Regions from separate parts of the Mus musculus genome. Here all the other regions are linked to region 1. The links are chromatin loops, found by intact Hi-C in ENCODE. Cell type or tissue: left cerebral cortex. All regions are shown on one strand.

Region 1 (8,000 bases):
GTGGCTTGGCACTGTTGTCAGTGACAGCCTTCACCCACCGGGTGCCAGAAATGGCCTCTGACCCGGATTCATTTCTAGACATCACCCAATGTCCTTTGGGGACCAAAAGTGGCTCTGGCTGAGAAACACTGAGGACATGCGGAGAGCAAGAAAGAGGGAAATCTCCTCCTAGGGTTCGAGGCAGAGTGGTGGCCACTGGGTGGTGGCATAGGGCTCACTGGGCAGCATCTGAACCCGAGAATTAGGAGCCCTACAAGACCTCTTAATGCTTCAGACTAGATGTGGGGTGAACCCCCTCAGCCTTGGGACCTCACAGACATGTGTCCAGCCCCCACAAGGAACCTGGCTTTTCATCACTGTACCCTGGGTCCCGTCAGCCTCTCGCAAGCATCTGTCCCCGGCCGGTCCCCACTGCTTCTGTAACCCTTGCCCCATATTTACTGTCACCATGACCCAAGAGCTTCATGCGCCAGACATGGGCACACGCGTGTCCACCGCATTCATCTGGCCCTCTTGGGCCCTAAAGGCAGCAGTCGTAGCAGGCCTAGCAATGGCAGCCCTGGACCTGGCTTCCCAATTTAGCCACTCTCCCTGCAGCTGGGCTGAAGCTTCTGCAGACAAATGTCACCAGGTGCTTCCCTTGTTGAGACCCTCAGGGTCCCCACTGCTCAGAGACACCATCCCATATCGCCTTCCTGCTTCCTGTGGCTCTCCAGCCATACAGGCCCTGCTTCCGAAGCCCCAGGGGTGGCTTCCCTGGGATCCCCATTCCATGCAATTGCTTCAGCAACTGGGTTGGCAGTTTCCCACCCTTTCCCCCTCAGGGGACTTCCAAACCCCTGAGCCTGGAGCCCCCTTCCTCTCCAGTCTGCCTCCCCCTTGCTCCTTAAAGGACCATTATTCAATCCTACAGGGCCCTGCTTATACCTCACTCTGAAAGTTTCTGCCACTCACCCACAGCTCTTACCACCGCGCTGAGAACCGCTTAATTATCCGCGGGCCATGCTGGACCGATGGCCTCCTGCTGTCTGGGATTAACAGTTGTGTTTCCCACCCTCAGCACACCGCTCAGCACAAACTCATGCCTAGCAAACACATGCTCGTGTGTTGGGTTTTTTTTCCAACTAGATGATGAACGGATGGAAAACTGCACAGACAAGTGCATGTGTGACCTAGGGAAGAGACTGTTGCGTAAGTTGGGTCATGGGGCTTTGGACTGGGTGTTGAGAGGAAGAGCCGTTCAGGCCTTGAGCAGGATCATTGGGTTGGAGGCATCGTAGAAGATAAAAGAGGATGCAGAGGGGTTACAAGGACCTTGAATGTCACTGTGCAGAATCTAGACTTAATTCAGTAGGCGATGGGGAGCCATGGAGGGGTTTTAATCAAGCAAGTGACGTGATCCCACCTGTGCTGAGGAAGGATGCCTGTGACTGCAGCAAGGACTGTGGTAGGAGGAAGACCGGAGGCCTGCAGGCTGGCGAGGAGGTTTCCATCATGATGCCTGAGTCAGAGTGGGAATCACGGGATGGGTTGGGGGAGAGAAGGCAGAAACTAGGACAAAAACGAATCTGTGAAATCTAGAACCTTCCTTTGTCCCTTGCTACTTAACCAGCCAGTTTCCACAACCCTGGAAGCTCAGGAGGAGCCTGAGATCAGAAAAAGTCTGATTCTAGCCCCCAGGTAGGCAAGCCATTGTGGCAAAGCCATTGCGCTCAGGATTATTAACAGAGTATTACCATAATCAATTTTGTGGTTAACCAGCGACCTAAGTGCCCATCATGGTGCAGAGGAAACTAACTTATGCATCTTTCTTTCTTTCTTTCTTTCTTTCTTTCTTTCTTTCTTTCTTTCTTTCCTTCTTTCCTTTTTTTCCCCACTCAGCAACCTAACAACTGAGGTTCAGAGGTTCAGAGAGGTGAAGTAACTTGTCCAAAGTCACACAGGCCCCAAGTCATAAGCCCCGCTTGCATCATCGACAGAGCTGGTTGGTGGCAAGCAGACAGTCAAAGCCTGGGGGTTCTCATGAGGAAATAAGGAGTCCGTCCCCTCCACGTGATTGCAGGTAAGGTGGGGCCGGGAGGAAGCATGGTAGTAAAGAAGCACCTTCAGGCTCTGGAACCTTCTATACTCAGACCCAGACTATACTCAGATGTAGGGAGGCATGGTCCCCTGTAAGAGAGTCTGGCTTAGGAGTGGGTACTGTTTGTGTCCTTAGCATTAACAAAACAGGAGCCTCTTAGGGCAAGCAGCAACATGGGCCCAGAACCCAGGAGCATCACCTTTGTGCAAATTAGAGGAGAGTGTGCCCTCCTCCGGGCTCATGCAGTGCCTTTAGGGCTCCGACTTGTTGAGTGGAGCCCAAATAGATTTTAGATCCTCTTCTCCTCCTGTGCTGAATGCCCTCAAGACAGTCAACAGCCAGCCCAAGGGCACGACAGCTATGCCTCCAGCCTCCCTGTTCTAAACCTCTGCCTCGCACATACATAGACTCAGGCTGTTGTGCAAGGTAACTTTCCTGTTAGTTTTTACCCTTTCCTTGTGAGATGAAGTCTAGTAGTGCCCATTGTCTGGATGACAATGTTGAGATCAGAGCCTGTCCTGTGTAAGGCAGGGGTGGGGTGGGGTGGGAACATGACCTTAGGCTTTTGTTTTTTGTTTTTGTTTATTTTTAGAGATCCCAGTTACAGAACTCAAGCGGCCAAGAAGCAGAGGCATCCCATCCAACATTCCATCTTAAGGGTGCTCTGAGAAGCTAAAGCTGATGGAGAGCCTCCTTTGTATGTGGGGGACATTCAGGAAACAAGGCTTCAGTTCCTGAGCCTGGACTGAGGTGTTGGTCTCCTCCCAGCCAAGAACGACTGATGCAGCCTGTCTTGGTTCCCGAGGGAGGGCTGGTATAACCCTAGCTTGGGTCTCAGCCTAGCCCCCCACCCTCTCCTAGGCTTCCCAGCAAGGGTGCAGTTACATAAACAGAAACTCATTCCCCCCCCCCCCCCGGGCTGTATTTCCAATGGATTTTCCTGATGGAAGAAAACAAGAGAAAAACTCAGATAAAAGAGGAAATTTAATTGGCCAACTCCTTTATTGGTGTGGTAAATAAACTGTTCCAAACTTTGCTGTGGTGAAGATCCCTGTTCCATCTCCAGCCCGAGGCCTCACAGGGAGTCTCAGAACTCCACAGGATACGGACACAGAGAACCCCAGAGGGGGAAAGAGGCTGAGGCCCAGCCTCTGTGCAAAAGCAACCAAGCCACACACACACACACACACACACACACACACACACACACACACACTATACACATGTACCCAGGGTCACCACAGTTTTTCACTTAACAGCTTTCTCCCCCTGAGAGCTCTGGGGATCTACCTTAAATACCTCATGCTGCATGGAAGCAAACGCCTTCCTGCTTTGCCTGCAGTCTGAGGACAAGAAATGGATCCATTTTCCCTCACACTCACCCAGCATACAATTGGTGAGGCCCGGATATCAGGGTGTCTGGGTTCCCATTCTGCCTTTTGATAGTGTTTGCCCTGTGACCCCAGAACCCACCCTCCAATAAATACTTCAGGATGGGAAGGAGGACAGCCCAGGTAGATAGAATCAGACAGGGTGCCCCAGAGGCAGATGTCCTAGGCTGAGAGACCTAGCTTGGTAAAGCACCTGCTGGGGAGCACAGGTACTCTTGTAGTGAAGGAAGATCACAGAGACACCCCCACTTCATCCCAAGCAGTGTTTAAGGGAACACTGGAAAAAGCCGGGAATCCTGCTGCCGCAGAGTAGAGGCTGGCTTGGGGAAGAAGATGCCTTCTGACCTGACAGACACTGAGGCAAGAAGGGTGAAAGAAGGTGGCAACACTGAGGATGAGACGGGCCAAGCCCCCACATCCCAAAAAGAGTCAGGGTGGGCACTGGTGGGCTAGCGTGGGAGATACTCTGAGGGACAGAGGACATAATGGATAGGCTTCCAGGACAGAAGGAGAAGAAGCAGAGGCAGTAGCCAATACTAACAATCAAGACTCTGGCCAAGTTGAGCACTCCTGCTGGTTCTGGGACCCAGGGAGCTCATCAGATGGAACGCACACCCTCCGACCAACGCCGCCGCCGACTAGGAAGGGTAGGAGAGAAAGCAGGGGGCTCCTAGCAGCGCGAGCCGGACAAGCCTTCAACCGGCCGGGCCCCGCAGGCTTCAGCCGTCGCTGCTGTGCCCGCCAGCAGGGGGTGCCTCTGCGGCTTGGGGAGACCTCGGGGGACTCCAGCCTCTCTCTGCGCTCCGCCCGCTGCACCCTACAGGGTCGTCTCCAGCAGCACCCAAGCTGGGGCAGGGACCCGACCAGGCCACAGCGGAAGTGGCGAAGTCAGGTCCCGAGCCAAGGGAGACGTGGTTAGGGATAGTGTCTATCGAGGGTCCCGCAGCCTGTACGCCCTCACAGTCGCAAGGTCCACGCCTCCCGGTTCCGCACCCCGGCCTCCGGAGGGTCAGTCCCGAGTGGCGCGTGCTTTGGACGTGAGCCTGTGAAGCCCGGTCCTTCTCCGTGGTGGGGACAGAGTCCCCGGAGTCGTGTGCGGATGAAGAGGGTAGAGCTACCTCTCAATCTCCACCGGCCATCCGACGGCCGAAGGGAGCAGGGGGTCACGTCGGCAGGGCCACAAGGGTCCTCATAGCCTGTCCAGCTCACCCCACCCAGGGGTGGCCGCAGCCGCGCGTGTCGCCGCGGCTCGACCCGCACACGCACCCGCGCGGCGCACACGCTCCCGCCGCGCCGATCGCCGGGCCTCCGGGAGGGGCTGCGAGCCGAGCCGGGGCGGCGCGGGGTGGGCGGCGGGAATGCCGGGGTCCCGGCCCGTACAGAGGCTGGATTCTCCATCTCCCCACCCCTCCCCGCACTCCGGCCCTACACCCCTGGCGCAGACACCCCCTTCCTCCCCGGCCTCGGGGGCATCCTGGAGCTCAGGACACAGGGACCGCGACTCCCGGGCCGGGAGGTGGCCGGGCTGGGCTCCGCGCCGGGGAAAGTTTGGACGTGGGAAAGTCCCTGTCTCCCCGCCGGGGAGGGGGCGCGGGATGGGCGCGCTTCAGCTGTTGCCCCGGAGCCCGCGCCGCGCCGCGCCCGCCTCTCCCCGGCCCGTGCACCCTCCCGGCCCGCAGCCTTCCCCAGCGGCGATCGGTTGTCCTCCCGCGGGTGCCGCGCGCTCTTACCTTGGGGAGCGGCCGGACTGCACCCTGGTCCGCGCCTTGGGACGCCAGCAAGCGGCAGGATCACAGCCAGGTCCGGCTCTGGCGTCCGCTCGGAGGAGCCGAGGGAGAGCGGGAGCGAGAGGGGGAGCCGCGGCGGCGAGTGCGCGCGTGTGTGGAGGAGCGAGAGAGCGAGGGAGTGTGCGTGTCTGACTAGGGGGGAAGTGTGCAAGGGACGGATCCCTTCCTTCCTCCCGCAGCCTCTGGTGGAGACTCGGAGAATGCAGCGCCCGCCGGGCAGGAGCGCCGAGCAGCGCCGAGCCGCAGGCGGCCGCCGGGCCGGACCCCGCAGCCAGCCGGGGAGCCCGGCCCCCGCCCCGACCGCACCCCTCCCTCGCCTGCGGGGCCCGGAGGCTCCGTCTCCCCCGTCGCCGGCAGCGGGAAAGCCCCCGGGGGAGTGCTCCTTCTCCTCCTCCCAGCCCAGATCCGCGCGAAGGGAGCGCCCCCAGGAGGGGAGCGGGCTCCCTCCTTGCCTGGCGGTTCAGCTGCCCCGAGGCACCCGTGGCAGACTAGACCCTGTCCCCACCACTCCCCTGGCCAGACTTCGCTGCATCTAGCCCCCCTTCCCCCACACACTATGAAAGCCCGGCTTCAAAAGAAGGGGGTGCAAGCGAAGGTAGAGGCGGGCTTCTCAAGTGGCCACCCCTGGCTGGCTGCCCAGAAAGGCCCTTTGCACAGACCGAGGCTTCAGAGACAATCACTGAACATTGAGGTGGACAGAGCCCCTGCCCCGGGGCTGGGAGTCTGCTGGCAGGTGGAAGGTCAGTTGTCCTGGGAAGAGAGCCACGCTGGTCATTCCTCTTTAGGAGCGAGCTCTGGAAGTCCTGTGCCTCCAGCCAGAATAAAAGAGTAGGCAAACAAGACAGTCCAGCCTAAACTTCGTGCCCTCTAGCATGAGGCTAATAAAATCCACCCCCACCCCCCACTGTCCAGAAACGCTTGCAAAGCCAGATTTTCCGTTCTTGCTCAAATTCAGCTAGCCCAATGCCCGATGTCTTTTCTGCCTAGACTGTTTCCTTTTTCTTAGCTGCATGGGTGCCAGCCAGGTGACTGAAGTGACCGTGCAGCTGTATGTCTTTGCCATCTGCCCCTAACCAAGCATCCTGGCCTGCAAAACAGACGCTGAGTTAAAGAGGTGACAACGCCCTCCCTCCGAGACCCTGATTCCTGATGGTCCCTAGGGACCCATACTCCAGCTCGCCCTGGCCTGCTCACCACCGGGAGCTCTAATTTCCACTCTCCCACTCCTCCCTAGTGACTGGTGTCTCCTCTGGGTGGTTGCATTTCTAGTCCTTCCAGCTGAACTCCATCACTCTTATTTATTTTGAGATTTATTCTCCACCTCGACAGCCGGTTCCCTCCCTTAAGTCCTTCTTCTCTCGGTTCATTCCCTTCATTGATCTCCCAAGCGTTGCTTTTGTGCAGTCTCCTGGTCTTTTTCCTCCCCAACCTCTCTATTCTTAGCCTCTACTCTTTCATGCTTTCAGAGACCAGAGGCTGGCCTTCCAGATGCATCTCCACACTTTCTGCTTTCTCCCTCTCTCCCCGACTCACTTTTTGCAGCTGTGGATCCTTCTTTTCTGTCCCTGCCCCAGGCCTGGCTGTGTGCTGACCCCTCAGGACTCTGACCTAATTACAGGGCCATAGGTTGTTTGGGCCTGGGCTGTGATAGCCTCCACATTTGCCTGCACACAGTGGGGTAAGCCACAAAGTCTCTTCTCCCCAGAACTCCATTAGAGCCTTACCTTTTACTCTCCCAACATCTCACCTTCCCCTTTAGGTTGCCTCCTACCCTTATCCAAAAACCTCCTCTCGGCGGCCTCACGTCCTGGGTTCTGGGAGCACTTGAGATTCACCATCGTCAGAACTGCTGTGATTTTGCTTGTATGCAGATCGGTCCTATTTTACAGACGAGGAAACATTTTGGAATATCAGGAATACACAGGCAAAGTGGTGAGAGTGGATTAGTTAGTACATCCTGCCTGGGTTCTCTGCTCTGGAAGAGGGTAAGCCAGGGCTCTTCTGACTGTAGCAGTAGGTGGCAAGAACAGGAAGAGATCCCATGAAAATCTTGGGGTGTCATAGAGGTCTCTTTCCCAGCATTGACTCAGATCAGATGACACCAATGTAACAACAGCAGCTAGTAAGCCCTGTACTACCTATTAATTTTTATGTAGATTATTTCATTTGATTGACACAGCAGACAACCTACAAATTTATAGACAGGGAGGCTGGGGCACTGAGAAACGTGAAACTTGCAGAAAGTCACAGTGCACATGGAATAGTGGCGATAGTGGGGATTTTGATCCTCCTCAGGCCTCTGAGCTGAAGGGACAGGGACTGTTGCTTCCAGGCAAGCAACAGGCCTAGGACATCCCAGGTTTCTTTATGCTATAGTATGTATGAGGTGAGCATACAAGGAGAGTATCGCTCTTGCTCTTCCAGGGTCTGGATGAAGTCATGGAGGACTTGGGGGAGGGGTGTGGCTGGGGATTATTCTGGGAGGAACTTGTGAGATTCCATCAGAAGAGCCAGCGGGGTTTGGTACATTATGGCCTTTGGAGTAGTCATCTGCACCCCTGGCTTTGCCCTCTCTTGAACACAGGTTCCCTTCACCTCCACCGCATGACATTTGGACCCATAATCCTTTGTCACCGTGCCGTCCTGTGCATGGCAGTCTGCCTAGCAGCGTCTCTAATATCTGCTCACTAAATCCTGTGGCACCACCCCCTTCTTCTAGTTGTGACAACTATAAAAGCTGCC
Region 2 (8,000 bases), 67 kb before region 1:
AGCACAGGGCAGAAGGGTGGGGTCTGGCCTGAAGAGGTGAGGGAGCATTTTGCAGAGGCTTAGAACACCCCTCCCTCACTCTCTCTTTTCTTAGGGATCTCAGCCACAGTCTTGGCCCTGTGCATGTTTCTAATGTTCACCCCCAAAGGGCTTTCCTGATACCCTACATTAAAGGCCACAAGATCTTTGTCCTCTCAGCACTCACGTGAGGCTGTACTCATAGAGTCCAGTGGGTGACCTTGTGTGTTTGGGATGCTGGTGTCTGCATCAGCAACAACAGTCTGGCCAATGGAAGAAGGCCAATGTGGTAAAGGGGGAGGGGCAGGGGTTGATGTAAGAGTAAGAGTGTCTTCTCTTATTTCTATGCTCTTCGTTGTCTGAGACAAGGTATCTCATGGAACCTGGAGCTAGCTCACCAAGTCGGCTAGAGTAGCCGACTAGCAAGCCATGGGGACACCCCAGTCTCTGCAGACCCCAAGGGTAAGGACAACGCTACTTCTGGCTGGGTGCTGGGGAGCCAAACTCAGGTCCTCCCTCATGTTTGCATGGTAAGCCCTTTACCCACCAAGCCACCTCCTCAACCTATAAACCCTGTAATGTAGCTGCACTCATTCACTTGATAGCTATCAGGGCCCAGTGTGTTAGGCCCCTGAGGCAGGATGGTGGCTCCATCAGCTCGGCACCAGGTGCCATGTTGGCTTAGAGCCCAGCACAGACGTGGTGCTCACGTTTGGATGGATTGTTTTTCTTTTATTTAGTTAGTTTTAATTTTGCATGTTATTCATTTTTATGTGTGGGGTGTGGGTCGGGGAGGTGCATGTGTGTGGAGGTCAGAGGACAACTTCGTGGTGTTGGTTTTTCTCTGTCTTTGCATGGTCCCCAGAGCTAGAGCTTGGGTCACCAGGCCTCCATAGCTTTACCCGCCAAGCCATCCCGCCAGCTTTTGAAGAGCTTGTTGATGGAAGAGACAAACTGAGGATAGGTGTCCTCTTCTCTGTCTAGATTACCTGGGATCCCTGGGGGTCCACTCCGAAGGCCAGGGCCCCCTGCCACCTGTCCCCACCAGAAACCTCCCATCCTGTTGTCCCTCCAGCAGGGGAGCAGGAGCTAGTGCTGTTGCTAGGCAAGAGGATGTAGCACATATAGATCTTCCTGGACTTTAATTAAAAACATCTTTAGAAGTCGTCTCTGCCGAGGCCAGCGATTGATTCCTGGCTTGGGCCCTAGGGCTGCTGAGCCACACTCTGGCTGCAGATGGGACAGTTGGAGACTCCCCGCTTACTGCTTGCTGCCTTCTGCAAATGATACCCTCGGGAACCACCCTCCTCTCCTCTCTGCTACCCAACCCCCCCTCGAGCCCCAGATTTGGGAAACAGACTGCATGCCCTGACACTTTTATTCCTGCTCTTGGACCTCGGTTCCCTTTGCTGCAAAATGGGGGTGTCAGCATTTAAGAGAGAGCCCATGAAAGAGGATGAGGTGAGATTAGAGGCGTGAGAGTGATTTCAAGCTGTAAAGTACTTTGCAAGGAAGCGTGGAGACTGTCCCCCGAAGAAAGCTGTGGATGCTGCGTTGAGAGTTCTGATTCCAAGGTCTGTCTCAGCTTTGACTACAGAGCCTCAGACAAGTCACTTGTCTCTTGTTGCATTTACTTCCCATCTGGCAGAATGAAGACAGTAACACCTGCCCTCCTTATTCCCGGGATTGGAGGATAAAGGCGAATCGCTCTGTGAAAGCAGTGTTAGCTGATAGCTATTATTTACTGAATATCCCAAGAAGTGCGGGTTGTACTGCAAAACAGGCTCTGTCTACTCATTAGAGATGCAGCTCACAGGGAACTGGAGCCAAGGGGATGGGACTGTGGCAGGGGCCTGCAACAACCACACTTGGTTGAGCCCCAACCCTGTGGTCCAGCCACACCACTGCTACTGTGTGGTACACCATGTCCCCCACCCTGCCCTTACAGCAGGCATCACTAATCTTTTGTGGTACTCCTTTCTGTTGAGCCCAAATGAAACCTTCAAACTCTCTAGTTGCTACCAGTTGATGGAGGTGGTTGCAGGAGATGAAGCTGACTCAGTGCTGTTCTGAGGTTGGGATGGTCCCCTGTACACTGTGACCCTGCACACATGTGTGCAGGGTGTGAAGTGGGTACCAGGAACCCCAAATGTCTGCTCACTTGGGTCTCAAAGCAAAGTAAATTCCAGCAAACATTGTCTTGACACGTTACAGGCTCTCCGAGTCAAGCACCCTGGACGCCATGCATATAGTGGGCGCTAATAAACATTGGCAGGTTTCAATGGTCTCTGCGTCTCCTGCAGGTCACAGAATAAAGCAGTGGCTAATGAACCCAGATTGAATTGAGGCTTTGTGTTTTCCTTCTTCCTTTTTGAGAAAAGGTTCCTCTGTATAGCCCTGGCTATCCTAGAACTCACTCTGTAGACTGGGCTGACTTGAACTCAGATCCATCTGCCTCTGCCCCCCCCCAAGTGCTGGCACTGCCTAGCTGAGGCTCTGTGTTTTCAGTGGTGCCAAGCACTGTATTTTGCATACAGTTGGCATCGATGACTGGAGAAGTGGAGTTGGGTCTGGAAACCCTGGGAGACTTGTATCCTGGAGGATGCAGGAATCCCCTCACTGTATCTGGGCCAGTTTGTGACAGCTTAGGAGAGGCACCCAGAGCCCCTTGACCTCGCTTCTCCGCCCAGACTCAATGCTTGTCAACTTCATGAAGCCCCAAGCTTTTGCCTCTTCCTCTGCTGGTGAGTCTCCTGCCACGGCTCTAGGAGAGTGTTCAGACTCATCCTAGGCACTTTCACCGGTGTTTATGGTGCACACCCCTGTCTTAGCCAGACCGAGGATGAACTTGCTCCTCCCTCCATGACAGCTCCAGTACTGAGCTTGCCTCTCTCTCCCCTATTCAGTCCTGCACTGACCCTGTGGGCTCTGCTCTGAAATAATACGCTGGCATTCTTCTTTCCCATTGCCTCTTACCTGTCCAAATGCTGCCCCCTCTCACCTCCCTCTTTCTGCTCCTAGTCTGTATATCAACACAAGCTAGGCCATTCTTTTAAAGTATGCATCGGGTCTTATCACCTCTCTGACTCCATCTCACTCAGCCACCACCAAGTCCTAGGTACTTCAGCTTAAGACCTGTTTAGGGAGGTACCCAAGCTCTGCCACCCTCCCTGTCTCTTCTTCTGCCTGCAAACTCGATGAGCACAGCCTGTCCTAGGGTCCTTGCACGCATAGCTCCCTGCGCCTGCAATGTTCTTTGAATGTGGCGGCAGTTCAAGTGTGGTATCCAACCCAGCTGCAGCTCCTGGGAGTTTGTTATCCTTCCTCGCAGTCAGACCTGCTGGATTGGAAGCCCTGGGGGTGTGGCTGAGGTGGAGCCCTGTGATGGAGTGCTTACCTAGCCTGCATGAGCTGAGTTTGATCTCCAGCACTGCAAAGGAAGGAGCCCTCGGGGGATGGATGCGGCAACCTGTGTTAACTAGCTCTCTGGATAATTTGGGTTGGGAACCCTGCTTCGAGCTGCTCCTTCACTCAGTTCCCTTCTTTCAGTGTGTGATTCAACGCTCTCATAAAAAGAGAGTTTCTGGCTCTGTGGATACGGAAGGCACTTGCTGTGCAAATGTGGGGACCTGAGTTCTAATCCCCAGACCCATATAAAGCTGGGTGAGATAGTGCCCATTTGTAGTTCCTATGTGCCTGTAGCAAGATGGGGGGATGGAGACAGGAGAATCGGCAGAAGCTTACAAACCAGCTAGCCTAGTCATACAGGGGCAAACAAAAGACAAGCTGTACCATAGGGACCAAGGGTGGAGGATGACCTCTGACCTTCACGTGTGCTCAGTGTCGTGTACACACCCACACTCACACACTCGAACAGGCACACACTTACAAAGACATCCTAACATACATCTAAAAAAGGGGGAGAATTTCTACCAAATTCTAGCCAGTCTGATTCCCATCATGAAGGACCCCCAATGCTCAGCAAGTAACTCTGACCCCTGGGGAAGGACAGGGGCTGGCTCAAGGTCACAGGGGTGTTGGGCCTGCCAACTGTCTGCTGAGGACTTGCTTCTCTGCACCGGCCCCAGCGTGGGCTGGCATGGCCCCCCCCCCCCCCCCAGCAGCGTGGTTCAATGGCCCCGGGCTCACTTTCCTTCTCTTTTAAGCTCTGAGTGGTTTAATTTGCGAGCACAGCTGCCTTTCATGTCGCAAGCTGCGTCCCAGCTCCCTCTGATCTCGGGAAGCTGCCCGATCCACTGCCGCTTGTCGGGCCCCGCCCTGCTCAGCCCTGATCAGGAGGTTCAGTTAATTGTGACTGATTTTCAAAGCCGCCTGGAGTCTCCATGAGCACCCAGTGCCGGATTTGCTTCTTCAAAAAGTTACTCAAATAAAATCAACTAATTTAATTTCTGCCTTTTCCCGCCCCCTCCTCGGTTCCCCAGCTTGTCCAAAGTGAGTCACCCTGCCTGCCTTTCTTCTGAGTGCTATGTGAGTTCAGGCTGGGACTCAGGCCAGTGCCTCCTACACTCTGTGGGACCTGGGATGCACTCCTGTCCTCCTCTTGGAGTTCAGCTTCTCCATCTGTGCAACAAGGACCCTTGCCTCTCCGACAACCCAGAAGCCAACTGCAGGGGCCAGTTCCAGCACTCGCTGGCTTCAGGACTCTTCCCTCTGGGACCTGGTGCTCCCCCCTGTTCAGTGACTTGTTGACAATAGCTCTACCATGCTCATCAGGGAGGGTGAGGTGGGGATTGCTGAGCACCTTGGCCCCAGAGCCAGCCTTCCTCTGTAGTATGGTAGAGAGAACTTTTTTAAAGGCTTTCTTGAAAGTCACTTAGATGTAACACCTGTTTCCGTTCCTAGCACCGGCTCTCTCAAGCTTTTTGGTCTTTTCTGTGGGAGAGTGTGCAGGTCAGGGAGACAGCTAAGTGGGCAGATGCACTGGCTTCGCAAGCCTAGTGAGTGGAATTTGAGCCACGGACCAACATGGAATCAGGATGAGGTAGGACACATGTGTAATCCAAGCACTTCTACAGCAAGATGGGAGACAGAGACAGGAGAACCATCTGAAAGCTCAGAGGTCAGCTAGCCCGGAGTACAGAGCATAGCAGTAGAAACAAGAGAGACTCTGCCTCAAAGGAGGTAGAAGGATGGCCTTGGGAAATGACTCAGGTGATAAAGGTGCTTGTCACGCAGGTCTGAGTGCCTGAGCTCAAAACCTTAGAACCCACATTGGAAGGAAAGAGCCAACTCCCCAAAGCTGTCTGATGACCGATCTCTGTGTGTGTGTGTGTGTGTGTGTGTGTGTGTGTGTGTGTGTGTGTGTGTGTGTGTGCGTGCGTGCATGTGTGTTTAACTTCTTAATTTAAAAAAATGCACATGTCAGTTTTGGGAAAACATAGACAAGACCATATCCTCTTGAGCCAGAGATTAGGTAAGGGCTGTTGGGCCTGGGAAGTTGGGGATTTGAACTGCCTCTGATTTGCTTGTGACCTTGGACACACCACTGTCTCCTGGGCCCCAGCTTCTCTGTTATATAATTCATATCTAAGCTCTCGGCAACTCTAGACTGTCCCGGGTCTTTGCCACTGACAACCTCCTAGGTATCTCCCCAGCCCAGCGCTCCCCAATGACCTGGCTTATTCAACGGACAGTTTAAAGAGCTCTGTTCTGCTTCCATCTCAGCACGTCAGAAACCAGACTCCCACTTCCCTTTCGTCTCCCAGAGCTGTTCTTCCAGCTCAGGAAATGGAAATCCCATCCAGTTCCCAGCTCAGGTCAAACCCCTAAACATAAGATGTGAGTTCTCTCTCTCATACCTTACATCCAATCCATTAGTGAACACCTTCAGCCTAGCTCTCAAAAGACATCCACCAGCGACCTCGTTTCCGTGTCCCTTCTCTAGTGCCACTTTGAGAGATGCCGCCACCATATTCCATCTTGACAACTGCACCTTCTGAGCAACCAGCTCCTGCCCCTGCCTTCCCTATACCTGTTCCCTCCTCATGGAGCAATCACGAGATCCTGTTAAAACCAGGCCAGAGCCTATCATTCTTCTGAAGGGGACCCACCACAGCTGGTCTAGCACGTGCAGAATAAAGATCAAGATCTAACCATTATGTACATGGCTGCGTGATACTCAGGGCCTTTGCACATTCTGCTTTCCATGTGCTTTCCCCACCATGGCCATCTTTGCACGTCACTGCTCCAGAGTCACTTCTGAGGCACCTTACTGCTCTGACCACTTTTTTCTGTTTATTAATGTTTGTCATCTCTAGCCAGAACATGCTGTTTGTAAGTGTACGGCTCTTGTTTTTCTATACATAGTTAGCCCTCCCATGCCTAGCACACAGTAGGCATTCAACAAATTTACTTTAAGTGAACAAATACTATATGCCAACAAACACCTGGCCAGTCATAAGGACAAAGGGATTTTCAGGCTCTGCTTAGCTAGTAAGCATGTATACATCAAACACACACATGTACCTGCATGTATGTATGCAGGGCTTACATCTCTGCTACTCAGTTTTCCCACTGTTCCTTTGTGCCTCCTATTTCCTCCGATCCACATTTCCCTTTGACTCTCAGCCATCTGCTTATTGAGCCGGATTTGGTCCAACCTGGATACACAGAGGCTGACTGTACCTTCCCCACAAGTCTAAATGCCCTGGCTTCTGATGTGTAGCCATAGGGCAAGAGACCCAGAGAAAGGCCAAGCCAGCTTGCATCATCCAGAGATCCTGTTCTTTGCCTGTCTGACTTGCAGACTCCTTTGGGTAACATGGTGAGGATGGAGTGGCAGCCTGAGACCCACAACCTGTATCTCAGTCAGGGTCCACTCGAGACTCAGTAGCCTGGGCAAAGTGGAGCCTTGATGGCCATCTAGCCAGCTGTTTGGGATCCCACCATGGCTGGGTAGGGCAGAGGCATGCTATCTACAGTCTGGGCACAGTGCTCTATTCAGATGTGTGCTGAACCAGTCTGTCTCACATCTATAAGAAGCTGTGTGGTTTTTTTTTTTTTAAACTTCCACAAGTGGGTGTGTGCAGTACCCCTGGGTGCTGGCAGCCACACCCAGCAAAGAGGAATTGATTCTGTCAGTGCCTCAGAGTCTTAGCATGGGGCTGGATTCCCCAGGCAGGAGGATCTCTAAGTTGGGGCATGCCAGGCAAGTGAACAAAGCTGTCAACGTGGGGGTCTCCAGTTGTACCCTGATGGAACAGCACCCCAGCAAGATGACACTTGCTGAAGCTTTCCAATGTGGTCACCATGGCAGCTGTTTGCCCAGTAGCCTGCTTTGTTTGAGGGTCATTTCCTGTGCCTGTGGTGGGTGGCTATGCTATGCGAATATGCGAGATCATATTCAGATTTGCGCTGGCCTGGTTGTTGCTATTTTAACCTGGAGATGAGCCAGCAGCTGTGCAGGGGCTGTGTCTATGTGCAGCTGGACTTTGAAGAAGAGCTGTAACCATGTCAAACATGGCCATCCTGTGGGGCTGTGTCTCTGAGCATACAGTGTACATGTGTCTAGGTGAGCTTGCATTGCACGGCTAAGCTTGAATGTGTAGCTATTCCTGAGTATTCAGTTGTCACTGAGTCCACAGACATGCCCACATCCTCATGGTATATGGATGTAGCTGAGGTCATGTGTAAGCTTTGCCCAGCTATGTAGCTGGGAATGTGCCCTGCTCCAGGCTGTCCTCTGCACCCAGGGGTAGCTACTCTGTCTTTCCTGCCCTTTCCATCAGGACGAAACCAGCACATGCCAGCCTCCCTTGGGGCATCCTGACCCCAGGCCTCACCCATCCCCACCCCCGGCCCACCTGTAGGTGACAGCTCGGCCACACTGCCAATGTAGGGGCCGTGGAGAAAGCGTGGTTCACTGTCGTTGATGTCCTGTACTTTGATGATGAACTCCGACTCGGGCTCCAGCAGACGGTTGGTGGCTCGATCCCTGGCTTGGGCCCGGAGTGTGTAGAAGG
Region 3 (8,000 bases), 160 kb before region 1:
AATAATGTGTACATGGGTGTGTGGACCCTCTACGCCATGAGCATACACCCAATACCACGCCACACTCCGCGCGCGCACATGCGCGCACACACATGCCCAAACAGGTTTAGGGTCCGTTCCCTGGAACATATAGGTGGGCTACTCGCACCCCCACCCAGCCCTGCTCTCAGTCTCCATCGCTTCCTCCTACTCAACTACTTCCCCTTAGGGCAGAGCTGGGCACCACTGGCAGAGAAACTCTGGCTGTGCTTTCCTCCAGCCTTGAATGCTGGGGATGGGAGTCGGCGGCGGGGGGTGGGGGTGGGGGGTGGGGGTGGGTGGATCCCGCCTTCAGGGGCCAGTAGGTGGAACCAAAGGGGCAGTTTCTCCTGCTGGTCTGCAGTGGCTCTGGAAATTTCCTGCCAAATTTCATGTGTCCAGCAGGGGGCAGAAGGCATCCAAGAAATCAGTTTTGGTACACCCCCATCCTCCCACCCCATTGGAAAGGACTTGAAGGAGGGATTCTATTCCTCAGAGGCAGGGTGGCTCTGTGGCTAGAGGTGACATTGGACCTTATACCTTGACTCCCCAGATCTTACCCCCTGCGGCTCGACGGCAAGATCCCCAGGAGATGGAAGATTATCCCGGTCATAACACCGCTGCTCCAGTGCAGGAGACGCTGCACGGGTGTCAGCCTGTCACACAGGAGGATGGTAAAGAGAGTCGCATCTCAGTGCAGGAGCGGCAGGTGACAGACAGCATAGCCTTGAGGCCCCTGGTCTGAACCCTGGAACTGCTTTGGAGGCGATGGCTCGGCTCGGGAGCAGGGGCCTGGCTCTGAGGACTGCTTGCTGACCTTTGAAGTTTGAGATGAGCCAAGACAGAGCCCAGTGCAGCTAACTCTCATGCCTGCCCCCTATCATTTCTCAACTTGCTTTTTAAGGATGGAGGGAGAGCTCGGGCATCGGGGGTCCACAGTGATACCTACCAAGTGCAGCAGTGCAGGACCCAGAGTCGTCTTGCTGCGGCGTTCACTGTAAGGAGTCATGGACACAGGAGTCCGTGGCCCACAGCTTGTGCTGCTAGAGGGCACCTGGTTGCCCATCAGCAGGGTACTGGCTAAATAAATCTGTAATTATTTATACAATGACATCTCAGAAACTCTAGCAGGTGGGGCAGAAAACAGGTAGTAGAATGATGGGTAGAGAAATAGCTTTTAAAACACATTCCAAGGCAGGTAAGATGGCTTTTGTGAGTAAAGGAGCTTGCTGCCCAAACCCGGTTACCTGATTTTGATCCCTGGGACTTCATGGTAAAAGGGAGAGAACCAAATCCAGAGGGTTGTCATTTGACCTCCATGTGTGCTCTGTGGTAATGTACCCCGTGTGTGCACATGTGCACATATCCTAAAATGGATGTGGTGGTGTATTGTAGAAATTATTTAATCCCGCCCTGGGGTTTCTACCTGTGTGTTACCATTTAGTTCTTGAATAAAAGACACACTCAACCTTTATATTTACAATAAGCCTTAAACAGCACAAGAACTGGGCACCTGCCTACCCTGTATGCTATTTGAATCTACTTTCCTATTGATAACCCCCAGTTATTACTTACTACTTACTATGTTTCATCGGGGCTGCTCTTATCTCCTATTGGCCAGCCCCAGGTCCATGTTCTCTTAAACTCTCCTAATCCATGGTGGCTTCTCTTTCCTCCATTCACCTCTTCTCTCTCTTGGTTCTCTTCTAACGCCAAGCCCAGGAATACTAAGCCCCACCTATGTCTCTTCTGTCTAGCTATTGGCTGCTGGCATCTTTATTTACCAATCAGAAATAACTTGGGGTCACTTGGGGGGGTTGTCTACAGTACAGACTCCAGGTCTTGGGGCCACAAACCCATTACAATACAGAGCAAGATCAAACCTCAACAGTGGTGCATGCCTGTAACCCTAGCACTCAGGAGGAAGAGGACTAGGAGTTCAAGGCTAGCCTTGGATATATAGTTAACTCAAGGTCAGCCTGGGCTACATGATTGTCTTAGTTGGGGTTTTATTGCTGTAAACAGACACCATGAGCAAGGCAACTCTTAAAAGGACAACATTTAATTGGGGCTGGCTTACAGGTTCAGAGGTTCAGTCCATTATCCTCAAGGCAGGAACATGGCAGCATCCAGGCAGGCATGGTGCAGGAGGACCTGAGAGTTCTATATCTTCATCTGAAGGCTGCTAGGCTGAAGCTGACTTCCAGACAGCTAGGGTGAGGGTCTTAAAGCCCACACCCACAGTGACACACCTACTCCAACAAGGCCACACATCCTAATAGTGCCACTCCCTGGGCCTAGCATTTACAAACCATCACAATGATACTGTCTCAAAAACAAACATTAAAGAGCAACAACTTCTCCCAACAACCCGAACCATACACACAAAGCCACACATCCTTCAAACAGTTTTTATATACGATATGACAGTATGTAAGCAGGCTGCATATTATATTTGAATACAGTATGTATAGATATGGAAGGAAAGCTAAGATACCATGAATGCCTGTGTGGGTAAAACAAAGCATTGAAAATCCCAACTTTGACAGTGGTCTAGCGAGATGGGTCAGGGCTAGGAGCAGCAGCTCCTGCGAAGGCTCTGGGTTTAGTTTCCAGCCCTCACACAGGGCATATGTGTATCATGTGTGCACTGTCCACACAGGTGGAACACTTGTACACATAATATAAACGAACTATCTTTTTTAAAAAAAGAATGGTGTGGTCTGAAGTGGGTGGGTGGGAGTGTTGTGTTTCCAATAATGCTTCATTATTTTTCCAAGAGAACAGAAGATTCATATAATGATTATGTAATTTTAAAAAACCATCAAACATGTACAAAGGAGATGAAGGGTGGACATGCTGGGTTTGCTGTTAGGTTGAAAGAATTAGGATCTTTTCTGAGCTTAAGTAAGAGTGTCCCCAGACTGCTGTGTCTCCAGGGAGTTTTGCCTGTGTGCTCACAACCAGCAGCAAGCTTGCAAGGCTTCAGGTACACAGAAGCAGCCTTGCAGGGCAGGCAGGGTCGGTGTGCCTCGCTGTTTTGCAGGGGTGCAAATGGGTAAAAAGAGGTGGAGTGACTTGCCATCGGTGACACAGGGCTGTGCAGTGGCCCATGAACTCTCATCTCCAAGCTGCTCCAAGATCTGGCTCTCTGCTTTCCAGAACCTAGGCATGGTGGGCGACAGCTTTCAGGGAGATCCTGGGTCCCTCTCCTGCCCCACGACAACATCTCGGGATAAAAATAGACCATCCTGTTCTCTTTTCCTGCTGTGCCAACTGTAGGGGAGCCTAGCCAGGAGGAGCGGCAGATGGAGTGGGAGCAGAGGGGAGGGAAGGAAGGCCGGGGGACAAGGAGGGGAAGGAGGAGACGTGCCTGAAAGAGGGTTCCCGCAAGACTCCTACTGAGGTTTAACCCGTGGGTCTCAGGATGTTTGGATCCCACTGCTTAGAGGGTGGAGCTGGCAGTGGCTGGTCCTGATGGAAGCCGGGGATGCTGAGGGACGAGGGTGCAGCTGAAAGCCAAGAGAAGGACACCTGGCTTTGGCAGTCTTCCCAGAAGAGCTTCCAGGGCCATTTGGTGGCACCAGGTGGAAGCTTCAGTTTAGAAAGCAGAGGGAAGTATGACAGAGGGGGAGGAGAACTTTAGGGTCTAATACTCATCCCCTGCCTAGAGCCCAAATGTTGGTGGCGCTAACTTCCATGGCAGGGTGTGTGTGTGTGTGTGTGTGTGTGTGTGTGTGTGTGTGCGCGCGCGCGCGCGCGCGTGCGCGTACACATGCATGTGTGTTGGATAGAGGCAAAAGACTCATCTCCCACCTGTTACCTGAGTGATCTTGGGCCAGTCACTGCCACCTTTGCCTCTGTTAGAGGGCAGCTGTCACACCCTCGCGGCAGGTGCTGGTGGCGGTGGTGGCTTCCAGACTCTCCTCCAGGTTACAGGTTCTTGGATTTGAAGGAACAAAGTGACCAACTGTGAGGGTTGCCGAGAGACAGATTGCTGGGCCGCACCTCCCATGTTTCTGGCTCAGATCTGGGACCAGGACCAAGAATTTGCATTTCCAGCAAGTTCCCCAGGTGGTCCTGATACTGCAGGATCAGAGAACACACTCTGAGTACAGTTGCCCTTGGCTCACATTGCTGTGTAAGCAGTGGGTTTCCTGTTGGCTTTGGGATTAATGGTTGGGGCTTCCCCCATCCTGGATACTTTTGTGGCTGTGGTGGCTGCAGGCCAGGCTGGGAACAGCTAGGAGAGTGAGTGCCCAGGAGCACACACTATCAGTCCAGCTAATTGAGATAGTGTCTTATGCACGCCAGGCTGGCCTGAAACTCACCACACGGCAGAGGAGGGCAAGCTGACCCTCCAGTGCTGGGGTTATCAGCATGAGCCACCAGAAACAGTTCAGTGCAGTTCAAGGGACTAAACCTGAGGCTTTATGCATGTCAGGCAAACACTATGTCAGCTGAGCTGCCTCCTATCCCTGAGGGGTGACCACACCCCGTTTCCCTAGAGTGATGTAACCTCACACGCCCACAGCCTGCGCATGGTCCTGCTGCTTTTTGTCTGTCACTTTCTCGGTTCAACGTGTTCCCTGGCTCAACTCCCTGACTCACTGTCTGCTTCCATTCATGTCTCTGGTCGGCTTCTGGAAGTTTCTTCCGAAAGTCTGCAGAGCCAAGCATAGCAAAGTAACTTTTGTATCTTTTAGCATCCCTCCCAGAGGGAAGAGGTGGGCATGCTCTGGTTCTACAGCAGCTTAACATGAGCTGTCTGTGATGCCGGGAGTTCCCTACAGTATGGGCTTCTGCCACACATCCCTGATGAATGAATGACTGGTTTTCTAAGGATCCTTCCTGTCCAGCCTGAATGTTAAAGGGAGGACCAGCAGGTGTTGGGGTGGCAGAGATGGAGGGGTGCCTGTGATGCTGATAGTGGCCAGCAGGTGGCAGCAAGGTAACACTCTAAAGTCCTTGCTGGCTGCTTGACAGTCCTAGGTGATGATAGCTCTGCTTTGAGCTGGCTCTGCACAGGGCCCATGCTTTGGAAATGAGGCCTGTCCTCCTGCCTTCCTCACTCCTCAGTTCTGATTAGAACTTAACAGGCAGTCTCAGTCTGAACACTCATCTGAGGTGTGGGATCGTACTGCACCCATTTCACAGATGGGGCTTAGAGGCCAAACAACTTGTTCGGATTAGAGCTGAGATCTAGATCTAAGTTCGTTCCCATCAAGACTGGGACAAACGGGGGTCTGAGCTGGGCAACTAAGCGGTCGAGGATGTAGGTCTGGAGACTAGAAAAGATGAGGCCACCTGGGCCAAGATCCCTTCCCTGGGGCAAAGTCTATTGGCTCTTAAAGGTGCTTCTCAGGGGGGAATGAGAGGGTTCTGCGTTGTTTCCCAACACGCAAATGCAGCTAATTTTATAGTTTGAAGGTCTTGTTAATATGGAGGGTTTAGGATGGAAAGACAGGGAATCTCAATGTATTCAATCCTTTGCTTGGCGCGCGCACACACACACACACACACACACACACTATATATATATATATATATATATAGTCCTGACAGGAACATGAGCAGGTCAGGTAGCGTGTTCTAAGCACACCGTCTTCATCCTCTGCCATTCAGGAGGTTGGATGAAGCCCTAGGGGCTTTGGCTGAAGTTGTTACACAATGACCTGGGCCCAAGGCACTGCAACCCAAGACTTGGACACTGCTTTTGGGCAGCCCTACTAGGTACAACGTAGCCTGAGGTGGCCCTTCTCCAGGTGTGCGCACACAGATGCCCTCTCGCAGACTCAGGCTTGCAGTAGGTTCCTTGGGCAGCAGAAGTTATTAAAGGCTGTGCCCCGGAGGAGGATTGCTCTCCCCTGGAGTCAGCCGGGCATAGAAAATTACAAACCCACCCGCCGGGGTGGGGAGATGCAGTTTTAATTTAAAAAGGGGGTGGGGAATCGTGCTGCAGTTTGGGGTGGGGAGGTCCTTCCTGAAGGAGGCTTTTCTGAAACTAGTCGTGTGGTAAAATAAGAATTCTAGAAAGATCACCTGCTGGCAACCCAGCAGGTGTTGCCCCAGGGGCAGTGGGCTGGGTCTGTGCTTCCTCTTCAGCACCAGGCCTTCTGTCTCTTGCCCTGCGGATGTGTCGATCTGGGTCTGTCCGTCTGTCCAGCTAGCCCCTGCCTCCTCCTCACACCAGGCCTCCCTCCCACTTCCTTCAGGGACTGTCTGGCCCTCAATCCATCCTTCCCACTTCCTGCCCACCTCCTTCATCTCCAGCCCCTTCACCACACCCGGGTTCTCTCTCAAACAAGTGTTATTGTTTTGGCTAATTATAAAAGCCATACTCCAGAATCACACCCCCATCGGAGCGATGCACAGGGCCAGGAAAACAAGGCCACCTGTGCGCCTCCCACCATCCTGCCAATCATAAGGTACGGTCCTTTCAGAATTGCTTTCTGTGTGCCACAAATAGTTTTTAAACTTGAGATATTATTACATGCACTGTTTTGTAAGCAGCTTTCTTTGCTTAGCGGGATACACCAGATGTCTCTCCGTGCCAATAAATATATAGAGCCACAACATGGTTTTAATCGCTCCAGATTCCATTTGTATGGCAGGCTCCTGACTAGTTAGGGAGCCCTGATATTGCTGGACTAGAAGCATACTCTCTTCTGGTCTTCCTCTGGATCTTCCTGAGGCTCTCTCTCTCTCTCTCTCTCTCTCTCTCCATCATCCATTTTCTTTCCATCCACTCCCTCTACTACTTTCCTGCCTCCATCCTTGACTTCTCTGGCCCCGGTTGTTCTCTTTGAGCTCTCTGCACCCCGCCGAGGGCTGAGGGGGTCGTCTGTGTTTAACACCCGCTCCCCTGTGTCAGACGTGTGCGCGTCTCATTAGCTAGCCTGTCCCCCCAAGTGAGGCAGGCAGGAGCCACTGTAGCAGCAAGAGGCCTAATTGAATGTAACTAATTATTCACTCCCTTAAATGGGCCTGGGAGGGACGGAATTACTCACTCCGAACTGGGGAGACAGGGAACTGGCCGGCTGGCAAACAAATCCTGGGGCCTGCAGAGAGGCCTCTCCTCGGAATACTAATTAGGGCAGGAGTGATGAAGGCAGGCAGGAAGGCAGAGACGCCTCTTCTGGGTTCTGCCTTGAGTAGGATTTCAGGGGTCTGGAGGGGAAGGGATGCCGGTATGGAGGATCGCAGGACAGCGTTACTGTGTGAGTGGATGGAGCCTGGGCTGGGCGTGGGCTAAGTGTGTGGAACTGAGGGGGAGTGAGTGGGGCAGAGGTGCTGTTGGTACCAGGAGAGCCAGTTGACTAGGAAGATGCCTCTCTGGTCCCCATGGCTGCCAAGTGCAGGCTCTGTACTCAAGGCCAGAAGTCTGCAATACTGGAGAGCTCTAATATCTGGAGGACGCGGTCATCCCACTAGGGTCAAGCTGGGGGCTCAGTTCTGGGTAGCTGCAGCTTGGCCCTAGAATTGTCCTGGGTGAAGACTTGACCACCCCGTTGGGATCTCTGCTCTGACACATGGGCCCGTGGGGTCCAAGCTCTCAGCTAACACACACCCAATAACCTCCACTCTGCTCTGACTTGGGACTGTAAAGAGCAACCTCACAGGGAGTCGGGGAGGTGGGACCTCAAACCTGAGGGGCTCTGGGCTACATTCCTTTGAGCTGCGCTTGGAGGGCACCAGGGACTGCCCAGATATGGAAAAGAGATGAATCAGGCTTGGGGAGGGGGTTACAGACTAGAGAGGGGGTAAGGGGGTTTTGTGTGTGATTGGTTCAGTAACTGTGACTCCAGAGGCCAGTTTGCCCCAGAAGCATCTTCTACATTACCTCAATCAGTCTTATCAGCCATCCTTTGACTATGTGTGGTTATCCTGGGAGAGTCAGGTCAGTTCAGAGAGGTTGAGCAAGTGACCCCAGGTCCCGCAGAAGTGGGTGTGTACCATTTCAAGATTTAGCAGAGACCCAA

Evidence for each region. Peaks named below come from ENCODE experiments on the same cell type or tissue, not always from the same donor. Only the 100,000 strongest peaks of a DNase experiment are listed, where the experiment ranks them.
Region 2: a loop joins it to region 1, with 1.9 times the contacts of the local background. A loop is called at or near these places in 2 of 42 quality-filtered maps.
Region 3: a loop joins it to region 1, with 7 times the contacts of the local background. A loop is called at or near these places in 16 of 42 quality-filtered maps.

What each region holds. Positions count from the first base shown.
Region 1 is chr2:165,229,354-165,237,353 of GRCm38, forward strand. Cdh22 (cadherin 22) reads right to left here and starts at 5,384. Exons shown (of 12, transcript NM_174988.3): 1 at 5,202-5,384. Gm36748 (a long non-coding RNA gene) reads left to right here. Exons shown (of 3, transcript XR_375215.3): 3 at 1-3,561. In left cerebral cortex, CTCF peaks have their summits at 4,214 (motif pointing right), 5,447 and 5,668; DNase peaks (open chromatin) are centred at 1,503, 4,278, 5,435 and 5,642; H3K4me3 peaks cover 2,482 bases; H3K27ac peaks cover 1,083 bases.
Region 2 is chr2:165,162,782-165,170,781 of GRCm38, forward strand. It overlaps Cdh22 (cadherin 22), which reads right to left. Exons shown (of 12, transcript NM_174988.3): 3 at 7,842-8,000. Among named protein-coding and RNA genes, the nearest start is that of Gm36803, 43 kb to the right of the region's middle. In left cerebral cortex, no CTCF peak of the experiment used is centred here; a DNase peak (open chromatin) is centred at 4,472; H3K27ac peaks cover 255 bases.
Region 3 is chr2:165,070,151-165,078,150 of GRCm38, forward strand. It overlaps Cd40 (CD40 antigen), which reads left to right. Exons shown (of 9, transcript NM_011611.2): 9 at 572-1,504. The coding sequence ends at 763. Among named protein-coding and RNA genes, the nearest start is that of 1700025C18Rik, 17 kb to the right of the region's middle. In left cerebral cortex, CTCF peaks have their summits at 432 (motif pointing right) and 4,960 (motif pointing right); DNase peaks (open chromatin) are centred at 429, 3,285, 4,608, 4,957 and 2 more places.